2 separate regions of the Homo sapiens genome follow, and region 2 is linked to region 1. Evidence: chromatin loops called from intact Hi-C (ENCODE). Cell type or tissue: dorsolateral prefrontal cortex. All regions are shown on one strand.

Region 1 (8,000 bases):
AGTCAATGTCCAGAGGCTTCTTACGCTCGGAGAGGATGCGCACCTTCATCTCCCGCCCCGTCTGCCGCTTACCACGCTTCTGTTCTGCCTGAGGGTGGGGGAGGCGGAACAGTAAACTGGGGGCCACATCCCACAGAGCACTGCCGTGTCGGGACCCACACGTCGGATCCCACAGACCATTTCCATGTTGGGACCACAGGTCTGCACCCCAGGCCCATCTCCTTCAGACCTAGGAGTCCAGCCCCACTCCCTCCTCCCTCAGATTCAGGAGGAGTCCAGACCCCCAGTCCCTTCTCTTAGACTGAGTCCAAGCCCCAGACCCTCTCGCATTAGGAACCAGAAGTCTGGCCCCCAGCCCCTCCTCCCTCAGCCCAGGAGTCCAGACCCCAGCCCCTCCTCCCTCAGACCCAGGATTGCAGGCCCCGAGCCCCTCCTCCCTCAGACCCAGGAGTGCAGGCCCCCAGCCCCTCCTCCCTCAGACCCAGGAGTCCAGGCCCCCAGCCCCTCCTCTCAGACTGAGTCCAAGCCCCAGACCCTCTCGCATTAGGAACCAGAAGTCTGGCCCCCAGCCCCTCCTCCCTCAGACCCAGGCGTCCAGGCCCTCAGCCCCTCCTCCCTCAGCCCAGGAGTCCAGGACCCCAGCCCCTCCTCCCTCAGACCCAGGCGTCCAGACCCCAGCTCCTCCTCCCTCAGACCCAGGAGTTCAGGGCCCAGCCCCTCCTCCCTCAGACCCAGGAATCCAGGCCTCAGCCCCTCCTCCGTTAGGAACCAGAGGTCTGGCCCCCAGCCCCTGCCCCCTCAGAACTCAGACCTCAGGCTCCTGCAGGCTGACTCACCTTGACCAGGTAGCCGCCAAAATGGGCCCCCATGTTGGACAGCACCTTCTTTTTCTTGGCATCATCCTCTGCCCGCTTCTTGGCCTCTTCCTCTTCCTTCCTCATCTTCTCCTCCTGTGGGAAGTAAGGGGTTAACCTCATGGACTCCCCTGTAGGACTGAGGGAGGAGGGCCCTGGGATGTGGAACTGGGGCACAGGGATCAGCAGACCCAGTGCCGCAGAGGCTGCTGGGACATCAGAACCAGCAGAAACGCAGGGGTACCCACTCCCGGCCCTGCCACGTCTCCCCGTGTGACCACCTACAAGTCCCTTCCCCTCTGTTTTTTTTTTTTTTTGAGACGGACTCTCGCTCTGTTGCTCAGGCTGGAGTGCAGTGGTGCGATCTTGGCTCACTGCAACCTCCGCCTCCCGGGTTTAAGCAATTCTCCAGCCTCAGCCTCCTGAGTAGCTGGGATTACAGGCACCCGCCACCGCGCCCAACTAATTTTTGTATTTTTAGTGGAGACGCGGTTTCACCATGTTGGCCAGGCTGGTCTCAAACTACTGACCTCAAGTGATCCGCCTGCCTCGGCCTCCCGGAGTGCTGGGATTACAGGCGTGAGCCACCGCACCTGGCCCCCTTCTCTGGGTCTTAATATCCTCCCAGAAAAAATCGAAATGAAGGAGAAGAAGAAATGCCTGCTTTTTCTGCATGTCTCCACCCTGAAATAGCCGATAGTGAACTCTGCTGTACGACCTCACTCCAGATGCTCAGCCTGTCTGGGCCACAGTCGCCCTTAGTCTCAGGATATGAGAATGTCTGTTTTGAGGGGGTCAAGGGAAGTAACTGGTGATAAGACCAGGGACTGGGGAGATTAAAGAGGCTGATGGCCTTGAGCCTGAGGAAGGGGTTCTGGAATATTGAGCGAAGGCATTACGACATTCGAGAAACTCTTCATTGAATGTTCCAGAAACAGTGGTTTGTCCAGGCTGAGCCCCGTCTCCTTATGGTGGACATGAGGCTTTTTGTACACCCAGCACTCCGTACCTGAATTAGTTTCCTTTCTGTTTTTGAGATGGAGTCTCGCTCTGTCACTCAGGCTGGAGTGCAGTGGTGCAATCTCTGCTCTGTTCACTGCAACCCCCACCTCCTGGGTTCAAGTGATTCTCCTGCCTCGGCCTCCCAAGTAACTGGGATTACAGACATGTGCCACCATTACCAGCTAATTTTTGTATTTTTAGTACAAACAGGGTTTCACCATGTTGGCCAGGCTGGTCTCAAACTCCTGGCCTCAGGTGATCCACTTGTCTCGGTCTCCCAAAGTGCTGGGATTACAGGCGTCAGCCATCGCGCCTAAACTTAGTTTCCTATCACTGCTGTAATTTGCAAATTTAGTGGCAGAAAAACAATGCAGATTTGTTATCTTACAGCTCTGCAGATCAGACATCTGAAATTGGTCCCCCTGGGCTGGAATCAAGTTGTGAACAGAACCAATTTATTCTGGAGGTTCTAGGGGAGAATTCATTCCCTTCCCTTTTCCAGCTGCTGCCTGCATGTCTGGGCCCATGGACCTTCTTTCATCTTCAGAGGCAGCCATGCAGCATCTTCAAATCTCTCAGTCTGACCCTCTGGCCTTCCTCTTATAAGGACCCTTGTGATGATCTTGCCCTTCCCCACAGGTAATCCAGGACAACCTTCCCATCTCAAGATCTTTAATTTAATCACATCTGCAAAATCCCCTTCACAGCTGGGTGACGGGCAGGTGGCTGTAATCCCAGCTACTCGGGAGGCTGAGGCAGGAGGATCACTTGAGCCCAGGAGTTTGGGAACAACGTGGGCAACATAGAAAGACCCTATCTCAAATAAAAAAAAATAATAATAATAGTAATAATGATGACAATGGCCAGGCATGGTGGCTCATGCCTGTAATCCTAGCACTTTGGGAGGCCAAGGGGGTGAATCACCTGAGGTCAGGAGTTCAAGACCAGCCTGAACCAACATGGAGAAACCCCATTTCTACTAAAAATACAAAAATTAGCCGAGCCTGGTGGCAGGTGCCTGTAATCCCAGCTACTCAGGAGGCTGAGGCAGGGGAATTGCTTGAACCAGGAGGCGGAGGTTGCAGTGAGCTGAGATCGCGTCACTGCACTCCAGCCTGGGTGACAGAGCGAGACTGTCTCAGAAAAAAAAAAAATTAAAATTAAAAAAAAAGGGAAAAGAAGAAAATGGAGAATCCAGGCCGGGCACGATGGCTCATGCCTGTCATCCCAGCACTTTGGGAGGTGAAAGCAGGTGGATTGCTTGAGCTTAGGAGTTGAAGACCAGCCTGGACAACATGGCAAAATGCTGTCTCTACAAAAAATAAAAAAATAAAAAAAACTAGTGGGGCAGAGTGGCGCAGCCTATATAGTTCCAGCGACTCTGGAGGCTGAGGTGGGAAAATCATTTGAGCCCAGGAGGTCCTAGTTATAGTGAGCTAGGATCACACCACTGCACTTCAGCCTGGGTGACAGAGCAAGACCCTATTTCCAAATAAACGAATAAAAAATAATAATAGGCCGGATGCGGTGGCTCACACCTGTAATCCCAGCACTTTGGAAGGCTGAGGTGGGCGGATCATGTGGTCAGAAGATCAAGACCATCCTGGCCAACATGGTGACACCCCATCTCTACTAAAAATACAAAATTTAGCCGGGCGTGGTGGTGCGCACCTGTAGTCCCAGCTACTGGGGAGGCTGAGGCAGAAGATTCGCTTGAACCTGGAAGGCAGAGGTTACAGTGAGCTGAGATCGTGCCACTGCACTCCAGCCTGGGCGACAGAGCTAGACTCCGTTTCAAAGAATAATAATAATAGTAATAATAATAATAATAATAATAATAACAAAATGGGCATCCGGCTGAAGAAGTAACATTTGGGCTCTCAGGGCAGGGGAGGCACCCACCGCCAGCTTAGCCTGACGTTCGCGTTCCTTCTCAGTTCTGAAGCGCTGTTGCTCGGCTCTCTCTGACCGGCGCCGCTCCTGGGAAACGGAGAAGCATAAGGGGGTGCAGGGACGTACCCCCAGTCTTCCTTCCCCAGAGTAGGCTAATAAACAGATTGGAGTGTGGCCACCGACTTGGGTGAATTCGCGAAAGCCTAAGGCTCAGCTCTGTACTAGGAGGAAAACTATTATCTGCATCTCCCAAGATGCAAGGGATCCACATGGAGGGAGGAAGACCGGGGGGAACCCGGACTCTCGGCTCACAATGCGCTCCTTCAAGGCAACCAGCTCCTCTTCCTCCTTCTTCCGCTGCTCGAAATGTACATCGATGAGTGTCTGCAGCTCCAGCAGGTCTTTCTCCATGCGCTTGCGGTGGATGTCCTGCAGGACACACGGGCAGCCCGTCCTAGGAGACCCTGGAGGGGGCAGCAGCCTCCCAGCACCTCCCCCATGCAGGATGGTGAACTGAACCGTTTCCCAGGACGGTATCCAGCAGGTGGCAGCAATGCCTCGTGTTTGACACTAATCAGCTCTTCCAAGGACAGGCTTCCCAAAGACGGGAGTGGGGAGTGGGGACCGGCGCCTTTTTTTTTTTTTTTCCTCCCAGGCTGGAGTGAAATGGCGCGATCTCGGCTCACCGCCACCTCCGCCTCCCAGGTTCAAGCGATTTTCCTGCCTCAGCCTCCCGAGTAGCTGGGATTACAGACACCTGCCACCACGCCCGGCTAATTTTTGTATTTTTAGTAGAGACGGGGTTTCACCATATTAACCAGGCTGGTCTCGAACTCCTGACCTCAGGTGGGTCACCTCAGCCTCCCAAAGTGCTGGGATTACAGGCATGAGGCCCCGCGCCCGGCCGGCGCCTTTTCATGATTGACACAAAGGCCCCTTAAAGACTAGCAACTGCGCCTGCGGAGGGGTCTCTTGTCACTTACATCGAAGTCAACGCGCTCCCCTTCTGGGATCTTTGGCGGGATCAAAGGAGGCACCACGGGGCGGCTGAGTGGACAGAAACACAGAGACCATGAGTGGCCCGACCTCCCTGAGCCACCTCCCACCTCCGGGATGTGCCGTCCAGTGAGGTAGCCGCCAGCCCCGGGAGGCTCCTGAACGTGGAGGGTCCCAGCTGAGGCGGGCTGTCAGTGAAACACACAAAAGAAGGTAAAATACCTCACTACTCATGTTTTTTTGGTTGTTGTTGGTTTTGTTTTGTTTTTTTGACGGAGTCTTGCTCTGTCACCCAGGCTGGAGTGCGGTGGCGCCACCTCGGCTCACTGCAAGCTCCGCCTCCTGGGTTCACGCCATTCTCCTGCCTCAGCCTCCCGAGTAGCTGGGACTACAGGCGCCCACCACCAAGCCTGGCTAATTTTTCTGTATTTTTAGTAGAGACGGGGCTTCACTGTGTTAGCCAGGATGGTCTCGATCTCCTGACCTCGTGATCCGCCCGCCTCGGCCTCCCAAAGTGCTGGGATCACAGGTGTGAGCCACCGCGCCCGGCACTAATCATGTTTTATACTGATTACATGTTGAAATGATAAAACATTATATAACAGATTAAAAAAACTGTGCTATGAAAATTAATTTTTCCTATATTGTTGTACTTTAAAAAATATGCCTAGTAAGAATTTTTTTTTTTTTTTTGAGACAGAGCCTCACTCTGTCACCCAGGCTGGAATGCAGTGGCGCCATCTCTGCTCACCACAACAACCTCCACCTCCCAGATTCAAGCGATTCTCCTGCCTCAGCTTCCCGAGTAGTTGGGATTACAGGCGCCTGCCACCACGCCTGGGTAATTTTTGTATTTTTAGTAGAGACGGGGTTTCACCATGCCGGCCAAGCTGGTCTTGAACTCCCGACCTCAGGCGATCTGCCTGCCTCAGCCTCCCAAAGTGCTGGGATTACAGGCAGGAGCCCCTGCGCCCAGCCATTTTTAAATTTTTTGTAGAGATGGCGTTTCACAGCCTGGGCGCGGTGGCTCACGCCTGTAATCCTAGCACTTTGGGAGGCCAAGGTGGGCGAATCACTTGAGGTCAGGAGTTCAAAACCAGCTTGGGCATCATGGTGAAACCCCATCTCTACTAGAAATTAAAAAAAAAAATTAGCTGGGCATGGTGGTACGTGCCTGTAATCCCTGCTACTCAGGAGGCTGAGGCAGGAGAATCGCTTGAACCCCGGAGGCAGAGATTGCAGTGAGCCGAGATCGTGCCATCGCACTCCAGCCTGGGTGACAGAGGGAGACTCTATCTCAAAAAAAAAAAAAAAGAGATGGCGTTTCACTATGTTGTCCAGGGTGGTCTTGAACTTCTGAGCTCAAGTGATCCTCCCGCCTCAGCCTCCCAGAGTGCTGGGACTATAGGCGTGAGCCACTGCGCCCAGCCTTTAGTAAGAAATTGTAAGTGACGTGTGTGGCTTGCCATCTATTTCTATTGGGTGGTGCCGCTCTGAGGCTCAGCCCTCAGCCTGCTCTGATTTCCTGCCACTTCCTTGGAATTCTCTTTTCTGGGTTTCTGAGACAGTGAAGAGCGATTCCAAGATGAAGCAGACAGGACTTAGGGGATGCTGGGCAAGGGGAGGGAAGAGGTGAGGACAATCCCCAAGGGTCTCTGGGCCAGGGGGCCAAGTGTACAGCAGGGCCGTCATCTCCATCTTGGAAAAGTCGATAAGCTCCATCAGGGCGTCATGTGTGGGAATAAAATATGGCTTACCATATTGTACAGGAATGAATACCGGCTTGCCTCCCACCCCTCTGGCTGTTCCATCCCTATCTCCTGCCCCGACAGCCCCGTGAGCTGCCAGTGAGCTTTCCTTTTCCCTTTTCTCATCATCAATGCCATTCACTCCAATGACTTCAGGTATCATCAACTGCTGAGGACTCGCCAACTGTCTCTGGTCCAGACTCTCTCCTAAGCCCCAGACTCAAGCTAACAGGTATCTCCTGAACTTTTCCCACCTTCCCACACATGACGTCCTGATGGAGCTCACCAACTTCTCTGAGAAGGAGATGGCAGCCCCACTGTCCACTTTGTTCCCCAGCCCAGAGACCCTTCGGGGTTGTCCCCATTGCTTCCCTCCCCTTGCCCAACAATCCCCAAGTCCTGTCCCTTTGCCTTGGAATCCCTCTCAGTCCATTCCCCCACCCCACCCCACCCCCTTTTTTTTTTTTTGAGATGGAGTTTCACTCTTGTTGCCCAGGCTGCCGTGCAATGACACGATCTTGACTCACTGCAACCTCTGCCTCCCGGTTCAAGCGATTCTCCTGCCTCAGCCTCCCAAATAGCTAGGATTACAGGTGCCCACCACAATACCTGGCTAATTCTTTTGTATTTTTAGTAGAGACAGAGTTTCACCATGTTGACCGGGCTGGTCTCAAACTCCTGACCTTAGGTAATCCGCCCCCCTCAGCCTCCCAAAGTGCTGGAATTACAGGCATGAACCACTGCGCCCGGCCCCATTCCCTTATTTTTATTTATGTTTTAGAGACAGGGTCTTGCTCTGTTGCCCAGGCTGGAGTACAGTGGTGTAATCATAGCTCACTGCAGCCTCCAAATCCTGGGTTCGAACAATCCTCCTTCCTCAGCCTCCTGAGTAGCTGGAATCACAGGTGTGTGCCACTGTGCCCGGCTAATTTTTTAAAATTTTTTGTAGAGATGTGGGGGATCTCATTTTGTTACTTAGGCTGATCTTGAACTCCTATCCTCAAGTGATCCTCCCACCTGCCGCTGCGCAGGCAGAGGGCACAGTGTGTGCAAAGGCTCAGGGGTATGAAAGCACAGGCATGGCTAGAGAACCATGAAACGCTGTGTGTCTGTCAGTGGGGAAGGCAGATGCCGGAAAGGTCCGCTGGAGCCAGATGGGGAAGGCTTTGAATGCAGGCTAGTTGCTTTGACTGCGTCTTAAGAGTAGTGGGGAGTTGAGGAAAGATTCTGAGCAGAGGAGGGGCAGGGTTAGCTCTGGTGTTAGAAAAGTCTCTCTCGAGTCATGGAGGAGGATGAGCCACAAGTTGTAGGCAGGGAGGCCAGAGAGGAGGCTGGGGTGATGGTAAAGGCGCGAGGGGAAGAGGGACCACTGGGTGGAAAGAAGGAAACAGACTGGCTGGGCATGGTGGCTTGCGCCTGTAATCCCAGCACTTTGGGAGGCCAAGGTGGGAGAACTGCTTGAGGATAGGAGTTCAAGACCAGCCTAAGCAACATAGCAAGACCTCAT
Region 2 (8,000 bases), 240 kb after region 1:
TCAGTCTGGTCCTGACAGCTGGAGCCAAGGGGTTGTCTGCAGGAGGGAGGGTGGAGTGAGCGACTGCTCAGGAACCCCTCCCATCCCTGTTCCGGGCTCTCTGCCTGCGGGGGCAGAGGCAGGGAGCCCCATCCGCCTGCCCTTGCCGCTCACATGGACTCACACACTTGCTCCTTCATCCCTGCATGCCCCCATTTGCTGAGTGTGTGCATGCGTGTGTACCTTTAACGCCCTGAAATCCAAGGGTAGAGGCCAGGGAATGCGAGCCAGGGAGAGGCAGAAAGGGGGAGACGAAGACATGCAGAAGGGGAAAGGCAGAAGCACAGGGACAAAGAAAGAGACCTGGGAGACAGAGACACAGAGACAAAGAGTGAGAGAGAGGGAGACAGGCAGACACAGTGAAGACAGAAGGAGGCCGGGCATCGTGGTCCTCATCTCAGACCCTCACCCCAGCATTTTGGCTGCAGGCAGGAGGATCACTTGAGCCCAGGAGTTTGACACCAGCCTGGGTAACATAGGAAGACCCCGTCTCTGGTACCTGTAGTCCCAGTTCCTTGGGAGGCTGAGGTGGGAGGATTGCTTGAGCCCAGGAGGTGGAGGCTGCAGTGAGCTGTGATTGCACCACTGCTCTCCAGCCTGAACAACAGAGTGATGGGGGTGGCTCTGCCCGGCTACTCATGGTGGTCTCGGAGGTTGTGGGGGTACCAGAGCCAGAACCTGTGGGTCCCTCTGCTAAAATTCAGGTTCTCTGTCTTTCATGCGCTGGAAGCTGCTCACTCTCCCCAGTAAACAAGAGTCCTGGGTTTGAACAGGCCCATTTTCCTCTAAGTGGGGCCTACGTTCGAGTCAGTGTGGTCTGAGTCTTTGGTGGAGGCTCCAAGAGTGGAGGCCTGTGCAGCTGTGTTAGACGTTTAAGCTACGTAAAGGATTCTCCTCTCCTCCCCTCCCCTCCCCTCCCCCCTTCCCCCCTCCCCTCCCCCCTTGCCCGTCCCCTCCCCCTTCCCCCTTCCCCCTCCCCTCCCTTCCCCCCTTCCCTCCCTGCTTCCCCCTCCCCTCCCCCTTCCCCCCTCCTCCCCTCCCCTCCCCTCCTCTCCTCTCCTTTTCTTTTTTTGAGATGGAGTCTTGCTCTGTTGCCCAAGCTGGAGTGCAGTGGCACGATCTTGGTTCACTGCAACCTCCGCCTCCCAGATTCAAGTGATTCTCCTGCCTCAGCCTCCCTAGTAGCTGGGATTACAGGCGTCCGCCACCATGCCTGGCTAATTTTTGTATTTTTAGTAGAGACAGGGTTTCACCATGGTTGCCAGGTTGGTCTCGAACTCCTGACCTCAGGTGATCCACCCGCCTCGGCCTCCCAAAGTGCTGGGATTACAGGCATGAGCCACCATGCCCAACCTCATAAAGGATGTTCTTTTCTTTCTTTTTTTGAGACGGGTTCTCACTCTGTCACTCAGGCTGGAGTGCAGTGGCGTGATCTTGGCTCACTGCAGCCTTTGCCTCCCAGGTTCAAGCAAGCAATTCTCCCACCTCGGCCTCCCAAAGTGCTGGGATTACAGGCATGAGCCACTGTGCTCAGCCAGGATTTCCAAAGGTAACAGTAACTACAGGTGCTTATGTTTGCATTCTATGCCAAGCTTCATGTTAGCTTACGCTTCACCCGTGCAAGCAGATGTTCATGCTTTCTTACCCCAGTTCCTTCACTGAATCACGGCACGTAGCATATGATTGGGGTGACTATTTCCCCAAATCTCACAAAGAATAATATATAACTGGTAGCATTCTGGATGCATAGGAGAAAAGTTAATTCCAGCCGGGCACGGTGGTTCACGCCTGTAATCCCAGCACTTTGGGTGGCCGAGGTGGGCGGATCACCCGAGATCGGGAGTTTGAGACCAGCCTGACCAACATGGAGAAACCCCGTCTCTACTAAAAATACAAAATTAGCCAGGTGTGGGGGTGCATGCCTGTAATCCCAGCTACTCGGGAAGCTGAGGCAAGAGAATTGCTTGAACGCGGGAGGCAGAGGTTGCAGTGAGCCGAGATTGCGCCACTGCACTCCAGCCTGGACAACAAGAGTGTAACTCCATCTCAAAAAAAAAAAAAAAAAAAAAAAAAGTTAATTATTTACCTACATAGAACGTCCTAGGATAATAGGGTTTAATTCTTTTACCAAAACCCTATTTGAGAGATGAATTCAGTCACCCAACCATCCATGTGCCATTAAATGCATTCATCCACTCATCTGTGTACTTATCATTCAGCCCCAACCATCTATTCAACTACCCATTCACCCATCTACCTATCTATCCAGAGAGCGCACAGAGGCTGGGCAAACTCTGACTGTCCTATGGATAGTCCTATGGACCAGCCGAGGCCCCTGCCCCAAGGAGTTCCCAGGTGTAACCGCAAGTTAAGGTGCCCTGGGGAGGTGACACAGGCACCCTCATTTCTTTTGTTCAGTAGGAGTCTCTGAGGCCTCCCCAGTACCATGCTGCATGGGTGAGGCCGAGGACACAGAGAAGTATCAGGAAAAGCTCTTGCCCCTTTATCAGGCAGGGCTCCCTCTCCAACCATATCCATTCATGGTTCATTGCCCAATTCACCACCTACCCATATCTACCCATTAAACAACCCATCCATCCGTCAATCCAACCACATCCCTGCATCAACCAACCCATGTATTCACCCATCCACCCACCCACCCATCTGTCCATTCACCCGTCCATCCACCCATCCATCTACCCATCCACCTATCCAACCACCCACCCATCTATGCATTCACCCATCCATCCATCAAACAACTCATCCATCCACGCACCCATCGATCTACCCATCCACCCACCCACCCATCTATCAATCTATCATCCATTCACCCATGCATCCATCAACCAACTCATCCATCCATCCACCCATCCATCTACCCATCCACCCATCCAGCCATCCGTTCTTCCATCCATCCTTCCACTTCCCTACCCAACCATCAACCTTTCCTGATTTCACACTTTTTGCTGGGCAATGCTAGGAACAAGGACGCTAGGGACCTAGGTCTTACCCTCAAGGCACTCCCTGTCAGGTGGGAGAGACAGTAACAACATAGACACAGCACATGGCCATATAAGCAGCAAGAGGGGTCGCTCAGACAATATGAAGACCCAGAGAAGACCCAGAGAAATTAAGTTAAATCTTAAACATGTGAGAAGTTTTCTGGGTGGAGTGGAGACAGCCAAGGGCACTCCTGGTGTAGAGAAGAGCAGGAACAGGGACCAACTGGCTATCTGTGGACTAAGAGACACCATTAGTGCAGAGAGGCAGGAGAAATGGGGCCAAAATATGGGGGGTCCACAGGCCAGTGAGTGCTTCAGTTTAACCAAAGGTGAAGAGGGAGCCACAGCAGGTCTTTGAGCAGAGGCAGGCTAGCTGGAAAGGTGTGTTTAGGAAAGAGATAGAAGGTAGAGGGGAAAGGGGAGTGAATGTGTGGTGGCTTCATTTCTCCTGCTGTTGGTCCTTCTTACTCCTCCTTTTCTAGGCCTACAGGTCAGGAAAATCCCAGCTCCTCCTTTCCTAGGCCTACAGGTCAGGAGAATCCCAGCTCCTCTTTTCCTAGGCCTACAGGTCAGGAGAATCCCAGCTCCTCCACCTACGTGTTGTGTGGCCTTGGGCAAATGTGGCGCCTTTCTGCGCTTCAGTTTCCTCCACTGCAGAATGGGGATGGTAATAGTAGTGACCTTGGAGACCAGTTACATGGAGAGGATTAAATGGGGCCTGGTCTGGGCTCAGTGGCTCACGCCTGTAATCCCAGCACTTTGGGAGGCTGAGGAGAGCAAATCGCATGAGCTCAGGAGGTGGGGACCAACCTGGCCCACATGGCAAAACCCCGTCTCTACTAAATATACAAAAATTAGCCCGGCAAGGTGGGGCGCACATGTATTCTCAGCTACTTGGGAGGCTCAGGTGGGAGGACTGCTTGAGCCTAGGAGGTCGAGGCTGCTGTGAGCTGAGATCACGCCACTGCACTCCAGCCTGGGTGACAGTGAGAGATCCTGTCTCAAAACAACCCCAAACGACAACAAAACAAAACAAAACAAAAAATGGGGCCTGGTGTACCTGGAAGCTGGGGCTCTCCCCGTGCGGGGGGCCTAACTGTGTGACTCGACCCCCACACTTCCCATCTCCAGGGGCAGGGTCTCACAGCCTCCCCCACGTATGCACCTGTGCTTGCTGTGTCTGCGGTTCTCCGCCAGAGCCTTCCCGTCCCTGTCTCCACCCCGCCCTGGGACTCTACCTCCCCATGGCCGCTCTCTGTCTCCATCTGTCCATCGCTCCCCCGTCTGTCTCCATTCCCGTCCCTCCCTCGGTCCCTCCGTCTCCCCGCCCTGCCCCGCCCGCCCCTCACCTGGGCCTCACTCGCTGCCCGCGCCCGCCGCCCCGGGCCCGGCCTCGAGCGTGGCGAGCTGCAGGCGCACGCGGCGGGAGCCGGCGGCGGGCGGCGGGGGCGCGCGGGCGGCTCGGCGCGCTCTCCGGGAGCCGGGCGCGGGGCGCTGGCCCGCGGCGGCGGGCGCCGACCAGCGGCGGGAGAGCTTGCGCGCCAGGCGGGCGAGCGCCGAGGGCCGCAGGCCGTAGTCGCGCTCCAGCTCCTGGCGCGAGATCTCGATGTTGCCGGTGTACCAGAGGATCCAGCCCAGCAGGCTCAGGAACACCAGCAGCGCGCCCGAGTAGATGAGCAGGTCCCCGAAGTCGCGGCCGCGCACCTGCAGCTGCGCGAACACGCCGGTCAGCAGCGCCGCCATGCCCGCCACATCCAGCGCCACGGCCAGCAGCAGCGCCATCCGGCAGCGGCCCAGGCCGGCCGCGGGTGCTGGCGCGGCCGCCGGCGCGGACGGTGCACCCGGCGGGCTCCCCTGCGAGGCGCACACCGCTGGCGCCGCCGCCATGGCCCTGCACCGCCGCCGCTGGCGCCCAGAGAGAGCGTTCCGGGGTGCGGCCCGGTCCGGGGCGGGGTCAGGGGACGGCGCCAGGTGTGCCAAGCTCCCGCCTGGTCACCTGAACCGGGCTGGGCGCGAACCGGCGCGGCCGGGGTTACCCTGGTCGTGGTTTCCGTGCAGGGGCTATTGCTCAGAGGCCTGAGCTGGTGGTAGCCAGGCGCACAGCCACGGGTGCCTAGGGCCCGTGCCACCCAGGGAGGTCACATATGGCCAAAAATCAGGGCATTTTAGTGGTGGCAGCATGGGACACTCGGAGCCGGGCGTGGCGTTGTTTCTGCTCAGTGTCCGCCTCCCGAAGCCTGTGCAGATCAGACAGTGCAGATCAGACAAGGCCTTTAGACACCAAGGAGCTCTGGGACGCGAGAACCAGTAGTCGGGGTGATCTAAGAGGGGAAGCTCCGGGTTCCGCGGAAGCTGAGTTTCCTTCACTCAGCGCGTGTCTTCTGGGGTCTCCTGTGTTCAGCGAATGAAGCCACGGGCACAAGGACGGACGAGACCCATCAGGTCCAGAGCGCACCCGTGGAGGAAGCTGGGCGAACCCCGACTGTCCTATGGAGGATAGTCCTATGGACCAGACGAAGCCCCTGCCCCAAGGAGTGCCCGGGTGTAACCGCAAGTTAAGGAGCCCTGGGGAGGTGACACAGGCACCCTCATTCCTTTTGTTCAGTAGGAGTCTCTGAGGCCTCCCCAGCACCATGCCGCGTGGGTGAGGCCGAGGACACAGAGAAATATCAGGCAAGGCTCCTGCCCCCTTAGGGTGGCCCTGACAACGGATCATAACCTCCCAGGGAGCTGATGGGGTGTGACAGGCACACCATAGGCTGGAGGCACAGGTGGAGGGCAGGGAAGAGGACCGGCAAATCTATAGAATCCTAAAGGGAGCCAAGAGAAGCCACATGCAAATCTCCCTCCCTCCAAACAATTCTCCCTTAGAGGGCATCCGCGCTCCCCTGGGGTGGCAGTCAGCGAGAAGTTTCCGTGTAGGTTCTCCCCAGGCTTAAACAGTTTAAGAGTTTTATTTCAAGAAAACCCTGGGGAGGGCGAACTGCAAGAGGGCTGCCAGGATTAGCCGAGGGATTCCGAATGAAGACGGAGTATTTCCGAACATACACACCTCTCCCAAGAGCGTTTCCGGAGGGTTCCGAAAATACCCGAGCGGGCCTCGGCGCCCTCATTGGCCATCACCGCGAGGGCTTACGAAGACCGGAAATATCCAAAGGTGCCGGGGCTAGGCTTATATAGTTCACGCATTCACCAGTTCATTCATAAAACAAATGTTTGTTGAGCGCCCATCATATGCCAATCACAGTGACAAGTGCTGGGTGAGCAATACTGGAGAGATAACGCTGAGGTATGGGTCCCAGGACCTCTCGAATTGGAGCCACTCGGAAATCCAGCGGTAGAGTTTCGAAAACTTCCGAACGGTTCCCGGAATACGCTCTCGGCCCTCTAACCGAAGAGTTCCGAATATTCCCGAGCGTTGAGCGAATTTTCGGCGGAAGCAGCCGAACATCATCGAGCCGCCTCGGAGGTGGGGACCGACAACTCCTGTCGTGCCCGCCCGGAGAGGAAGCGGAAATGCGTGTACGGTATTAAAGGCGTCGCCTCGCCCCTCGCCTTCCTCTTTCCGTCTCAGGTCGCCGCTGCGAAGGGAGGTGAGCGTTCGTCTTCCTCGCGTGGTCGCCATCTCCGGCCCGCCGCGCACTCCCTCTCAGTCCTCTGCCTGCCTTCTCCCCTTGCGCCTCAAGGGTCATTGGCGGACCCCAACCCCTCCCCGTGAAGTCGTTGTGAATTTTCAAGTTATTTTCCCCTCACTCTCATTCGCCGCAGCTAGTCTCGGCTGCCTGAATTCGGTCCCGCCGCCTTAGGTCACTCAGTCCCGCCTGACAAGAGTTCTAGGTCGCTGTCTGCCCTCAGGGGTCTCCCATTCACCCAAGTTCCCAGTCGCTCTCTTCCTCTGCTGTCCGAGCGTGGCCCGTGGCCTAACGCTGCTTTAGTTCTCTGTGTCTGACGCTTTCCCTGTGCCCGTTTCCCCGCAGCCGCCGCCATGTCTGCGCATCTGCAATGGATGGTCGTGCGGAACTGCTCCAGTTTCCTGATCAAGAGGAATAAGCAGACCTACAGCACTGTAAGTGGGGCCCGGATGCGTGGCTCCTGCGGGAGGAGGGTCCTGAGTCTCTTGACTCTGGGTCAGAGGGCGGGACCTTCGCATGTCTCCGGGTCCCTTATTCACGATGCCTTGTGCCGCCTCCTTCCCAGGAGCCCAATAACTTGAAGGCCCGCAATTCCTTCCGCTACAACGGACTGATTCACCGCAAGACTGTGGGCGTGGAGCCGGCAGCCGACGGCAAAGGTGTCGTGGTGGTCATTAAGCGGAGATCCGGTGAGTTTTGTCTGGTTTGGGCCAGAGAGCGGCCCCTTTCCCGGGTCTGGGAGCTGTGATTTTTTACTGTCAGGCAGGAAGAGCGGTAACTGCCATCGCGGCGGGCATCCCTGGCGCCAGGGTGTTGGTCTGGGTACCGGCTTCCCTCTCGGCCGACTTGTCAGCTCTGTGAGCCGCGCGCGTCTGAGCCCGTGTCCTCACCTGTAAAGTGGAGAAATGAAAAAGGACCTGAACTTCCTCGGTGGTTGTTGAGAGTTAAGGCACGGGGTTGATGTTTTCAGATGAAATTCTCAAAGCAAGTCAGGGTGGGGATGGATGGTTTCATCCCACAGGTGGGAAGATTGAGGCACAACAGGGGAGGGGCCCTCGCTACCACACTTAGGAGGGGACAGGCTGGGTTGGTTGCAGCCATTTGATTCCCATTTTGCCTGTGTAGGTTAGAGAAGAGGTCTTGGGGACCCCACTCCATACATTGTGCTGTCAGGTGCAGGCCTTTTTGGGGATTCCCTGAATGTTCGTGTGAGTCGGGGGTCTCTAATGGAGGAGTCCAGCTTCACATGTGTTCTTGACAGGGCTGTATTTTCTTTTTAGAGTGAGTTTTTCTCAGGTCCTTGATTGGAACTGCCTCAGAGCCAAGG

What was found. A loop is a pair of places that touch in the nucleus more often than their neighbours do. Peaks named below come from ENCODE experiments on the same cell type or tissue, not always from the same donor. Only the 100,000 strongest peaks of a DNase experiment are listed, where the experiment ranks them.
Region 2: a loop joins it to region 1, with 4 times the contacts of the local background. A loop is called at or near these places in 6 of 110 quality-filtered maps.

What each region holds. Positions count from the first base shown.
Region 1 is chr19:55,137,125-55,145,124 of GRCh38, forward strand. It overlaps TNNT1 (troponin T1, slow skeletal type), which reads right to left. Exons shown (of 14, transcript NM_003283.6): 7 at 4,733-4,796; 8 at 4,062-4,178; 9 at 3,759-3,836; 10 at 837-950; 11 at 1-88. Among named protein-coding and RNA genes, the nearest start is that of TNNT1, 8.1 kb to the right of the region's middle. RefSeq lists enhancers at 4,148-4,207, 4,337-4,841 and a silencer at 4,425-4,650. In dorsolateral prefrontal cortex, CTCF peaks have their summits at 4,280 (motif pointing right) and 4,479; a DNase peak (open chromatin) is centred at 4,277; H3K4me3 peaks cover 955 bases; H3K27me3 peaks cover 4,283 bases.
Region 2 is chr19:55,379,332-55,387,331 of GRCh38, forward strand. TMEM238 (transmembrane protein 238) reads right to left here and starts at 4,961. Exons shown (of 2, transcript NM_001190764.2): 1 at 4,391-4,961; 2 at 1-36. The coding sequence starts at 4,928. The coding sequence ends at 4,398. RPL28 (ribosomal protein L28) reads left to right here and starts at 6,601. Exons shown (of 5, transcript NM_000991.5): 1 at 6,601-6,634; 2 at 7,019-7,107; 3 at 7,239-7,362. The coding sequence starts at 7,027. RefSeq lists enhancers at 1-464, 4,561-5,523, 5,477-5,546, 5,577-5,646 and silencers at 4,467-4,556, 4,847-5,186. In dorsolateral prefrontal cortex, CTCF peaks have their summits at 4,638, 6,512 and 6,711; DNase peaks (open chromatin) are centred at 4,670, 6,130, 6,550, 7,060 and 2 weaker places; H3K4me3 peaks cover 4,056 bases; H3K27ac peaks cover 4,149 bases.